Linked DNA regions of Mus musculus: region 1 is linked to region 2. A link is a loop called in an ENCODE intact Hi-C map of the cell type or tissue named here. Cell type or tissue: left cerebral cortex. All regions are shown on one strand.

The links. A loop is a pair of places that touch in the nucleus more often than their neighbours do. Peaks named below come from ENCODE experiments on the same cell type or tissue, not always from the same donor. Only the 100,000 strongest peaks of a DNase experiment are listed, where the experiment ranks them.
Region 1: it touches region 2 in a loop (2.8-fold over the local background); 2 of 42 quality-filtered maps call a loop at or near these places.

Annotation. Positions count from the first base shown.
Region 1 is chr4:102,423,256-102,425,755 of GRCm38, reverse strand. All of the region lies in intron 1 of Pde4b (phosphodiesterase 4B, cAMP specific), which reads right to left. Among named protein-coding and RNA genes, the nearest start is that of Gm52669, 77 kb to the right of the region's middle. In left cerebral cortex, no CTCF peak of the experiment used is centred here; DNase peaks (open chromatin) are centred at 120 and 1,448; H3K27ac peaks cover 623 bases.
Region 2 is chr4:102,238,577-102,241,076 of GRCm38, reverse strand. It overlaps a transcript of Pde4b not described here. Among named protein-coding and RNA genes, the nearest start is that of Pde4b, 15 kb to the left of the region's middle. In left cerebral cortex, no CTCF peak of the experiment used is centred here; DNase peaks (open chromatin) are centred at 138 and 1,265; H3K27ac peaks cover 2,090 bases.

The DNA.
Region 1 (2,500 bases), 180 kb before region 2:
TCTTCAGGGAGTTAATCTCATAAGGTTTGTTTTTCTGTCCCCAATTCAAAACAAGTGCATTTATACTTCTTTCTTCTGCCTGGCCCCAATGCTTCACAACACTCAGCTCCAGGCAGAGCAGAATGATAGATGGTTGACGTAAGTGCGAGTTCCACTTAAGTAGGCTCTGGGAAATTCCGTTAAACAGCAAAAGAAGAAAATACAAATGTAGCTGTTCAAGCACTGTGTGCACTTTCATTTGTCATGGAAGCAGGATTGTAGACACTTCTTACTGCTTCTTTTGTGGATGGCTAATGTCTTAGGGAGGAGGATGCTATCTACAGCCCCAAAAGGAATCATCTTGGGCATCTACAAACAAATTAGCTCTTAGTTGAAATGAATTTTTATTTTGTCTGTACCTGCCAGGGCCTTTCAGCAAAAGATAGGGCATTCAGATTATATGAATATTCAGAATGCACTGGCTTTTCTCTTCATCACAGGATCCTCGTTTCAGGTTTGTTCCTCTCCTGGTGCTGAGGCTGTTAGAGCAAAGGGTTATTTCTGAGCTACAGAACAGCTACACTTTACAACAGAACTATACACAGAATTATAACCTAATGGTCACCAGAATTGGCTTCTGCACGGTTTGACCATTAGGTTCTGCTTAGAGTTGAGCAGTGGCAAATACATTTTGTCAGGTTCCATGGATTTTCTCTTAGTTTAGAGAATAAATATTTACTCATTTCTGGTAATGTCAACAAATTAGTAACTTAGTTCGTATGTGGATGTCTACGGTACTCAGTTAATCTCATCATCTGACCTATTGGATATTGTAAATGTAGGTGGAACCTACTTTAAGAAGTAGCACAAGACAAAGGAGTTGACTATGAAATTAACAAATGGGGTGCACTGCACGTGACTCCTATTATTGAAGAATTCCTTCTGAGATCTCTTTAAAGTCTCGTTCGTGTTGAGTATTAGAATGATTGTTTACATAGAATTAATTGATGTGCGTATAAGTGAAAAAGGAAAAGTGCAGTTTCATTTGTCATCTGAAGTTGTTATTAGTTGTAGTTCAATAGAAAAAACACATAGATAGGCTAACTTTAAAAACTATGTAAATCCAATAGGTTCAACTGGGATAAATTCACTCAACTCTTAAGCGACTATATAAAAAGAGACCAGTCACTAAGTGTAGAAAGTTTACAAAATTTCTTATGTAGGTTTCTAAACCTTCCACTGTCAAAATTTGAAAATATTTTCCCACTTTTAATTCAGCAGTAAAATTGTGATCCCATTTCCAACTTGCCATTGCTATACCTCAAAGATTACAGAGAAAGGCAAGCAGACTCTTGTGGGCTTAGCAGCACATGTCTAAATTTTGCCCTGTTAAAATAGAACACAACTCTATTTCTTTGGAAGTACCCCTGGGTTCCATAGAAACCACCCTAAGTAGCCTCCGCCTCCAGGCTGGTGTCTCATTGAGCTGCATCCATTCCTGCCTGAATGCACTTGTGAGCTCCTCATGGCTCTCAGAACTAAACTGAAGCTGTTGTGAAGTTCAGCCAGCTTGGTCTGCCTTTTTGTTGTTGTCTCCAGCAATCCCTGTCTACTTGTGGCTTGGGACAGCAGGACGGCAGTATTCCTTACACCCCCGACCCTAAACTCCTGAGTAAATCTGGCTCTACTATATTGTGACTGGAAGACCTGTCTGGCAATTTTCTGTTTACCTATAGCTTACTTATCCATCAATATTCTAGTCATGAGTCAGTTCTTTTATGACCCTATTGGACTGGGGCACATCTGTGATGCGAAGGCAAAGCATGCATACATGCATCACTGTTGTAGCAGTAATATAGGAATCCATTTATTTTTTGATTCATCCTCTCTGCTAGCTAAACAACTTTCATTTCCAGAAACCCAATACAGTATCTGATAAATAACAAGTGCTCAACAAACATGTATTGGAAAGAAGAGTAAATCAAACCATTTTGTGAGATAAATGAAAAATTTCAAAAGTTGAATTGTATAGTACATTATAGCTAAAAAGATAGGTATGTTCAACAATGTTAACCAACTTTCAGATAACTTAACCTAGACAAAACAGGGATCACTAATCTACACTGAGGTCCTTGGACCAAATTATGCACTAAGTACATCTCATTTAAATGCCACCGGCAGACACATCATACCCACATTATTTCTTTATTAGATATTTTCTCCCAAATTATTTTTTGTTTTTAATGTGAACTTGCATTTGGAGTGCTTCATTTGTGCCAGGACATGCACTGGCTCTTCTTATCAGTCCTCAGGCTTCACAAGACTTTAAGGCAAGGCCTGGGAGCTCATTTATAGCCAAGAAAACTGGAGTCCTCCCCCACCCAAGCTGGCAAGTGGGGAGCTTGACTTTCCGGCTTTATGGGTCAGGTTCATCTTGCCTCATTGGAATGGGATCCCACTCCTTGAACTGCGACTCCCATTCACCTTCCAAAAGCACTTCATCCCCAAAGAGGATTTGTGA
Region 2 (2,500 bases):
AATAGAGCATAGTCAAAGGAGAAAATGAAAAAACGTCAGCCCCTCCCCCATTTATAAAGAGCGATTTATATTCCCAGTCACAGCCTCTGATTACAGTTGTAGATTCCAGCCGATTCTTTACAGCTAAGAAAATGTGTCTCTTAAGGCAGAGATCCAAATTTCTGAATCGTGACAGCAACAGCTGAACACTAAAGATAGACAGTCAAAACACCATTTTCTGTACATTTTCAGTTGTTAAAAAGCAGTTACAGTACATTATGTCTGAGATATATTGTTTTAACCCTGCAAGGCTCTGCTAAGAGAATATTTATGACAGAAAATACTTTCTTTATGCTTTCATTGGATAGATATTGCTCTAAAAATAGTCTTGGCTTTTCCTTTTTGGTGTGACATTTCCAAGTGGTGTGTTTGTGTCTGCCTGAGTGTGCACATACACGTATATGTGTGTGTGTGTTTAAGTATTTTATGTATATGTAATCATTAAGAGTAGGCTTTCATTTTAAATAAATGAGATCTCATTGTAAATACACAAGACCCATCACTCATCAAATGGCATTCCCAGCCCCTCCCTTGCCAGAACTTTCTTTAGATATTTCTAAGGTTCCTTTTCTTAGTTCCTTCACGAACCTGCTCAAATCTTATCCTCAGAGAGGCTGCATCAATCCCCTTACAAAGCAGCACCTTTGCCCTCCTTCCCACTCTCTTAGCTCTGTTCTAAGGTTTCTTACCGTTCCTGGAATTATCACTGCCTGACAACCCACTCGCATAAATATCCTGTAAGGACAGAAATCTTCACTGTTTTGCTTGCCACATTGACCCTCAGTCCCGTATCAGTGCTGAGCATATGGTAGGTACTCAATAAACGTCTGTTTAATAATGAAAATCACATAGTTAAACTGCAAAAGTATTCACTCTGGTCTCCCAGGAAGCACCATCTGCCCCATTGTCAGCCGCTTCTACCAAGTACTTAGGCAATTTTATTTTTATAACCATTGAGAAAAGATGCTGAAAGACATCATCAGAAGGACCAGCCACAGGCAGGAGCCTTGACTTAAATTCACAACTCCTTAAGGTCCTTGAACCATGATGGCCGAGGTTCCATTAAATCCCGACCCTCCATAAACAGAGATACTGCACACTTCGCTGTTCCTTAGTGCGAATGCTTCTTGTGAGATGGAAGACAGAGCGAACGTGAACTTATAACCTTCCCAGTAGAGTAGCTGCACCACCACCCAGCAGGCTTTGCTTTCAGATGGCACAATGGTAACACTGTGTGCTGAGCAGTGATTCACTGAGAAACCGGAGCCCTGCCAAAGGCAGGCAGGCAATCTGCACAGAAGCCTCCATACTGACATAGCTTTCTTTTGATTTCAAAATGAGAGCAAAAGTTTGGGGAAAGGTAAATGCCCAAGTGACACATACCCCTCAGGCAAAAGACTCACTACCTACGAATTTTTTATTATGGGTTTTTATACTGAAGTTCCCCCCAAAAGGGCTTCATTTCAGTAAATTAATCAAATTTTATTTGAATTTAATTTTTACCTATTGTACACAGATGATAAAGATAATAATACAGATGAAGATGATGAGAAAAACTATGGAAACAGTCCACACACAATTACATTATCAGATGGCAAAAAAATATGTAATAACAATGTTTAATGGAATTGTGAAAAATGCCTCCTAAAATCCCAGCTGGATAAAAAGGGAATGAGATGCCAAGGTGCAAGACCCGTACATCTGTATAGAAATCTAAGTGATTCGGTATTCAAAACACTGAGCCTGTTGTCAAGGAGACTATGGGAAGCACAGTAATTCTCTTCATAATTCTAAGCTATCATTTACACTGTCCAAAAACACAGCATTATAATTAAGAGCTCTTTTGCCATAGATAACATTATATTTTCTAAAGAGAAATCCTAATGTTTTTGTTAAGATTCCTAAGCAAGAAACCACAGCAGTCTATAAAGACTCTGCATGTAAAAACACTTCTGTGAAGGCAAACTAAACCCTGACAAACTGAAGCACAATCAAGAAAGAGCATGGCCTTAATGAATGATTTATCTAGAGTCTGTGCCTTGAAATCAGACCCAAGCCACCTTCCCCATCACCCTGGGCCCATAAGCTTTCTGTTTCTCAGTTTCTTGGCTATAGACATAAATGTTCGTATCAAGTACTCTACAGAGTAATTTATGTAAATGAACCAATTATAATTTAAATTTTAAATTGCACTTCATTTTCAGCTGCAATCTGGAACATATATTTGGGTAGTATACTGTTTGCAAGATCTACAGTGTTATAGATATAATCACATTCATTTTTAAGTATTATGCGTAAAGAAAGACATTTCGGCAACATGGCTGTATTTGGGTGTCTATTTGTCAACTTTCCCAAACTTAAATACTTTTTTTACCTCCAGGATTAAAGCTTTTTAGGAGAGGGATAAATACCTAAATTTCATGAAGATTTGAATATGAAAATAGTTATTCAGAGAGTGAGA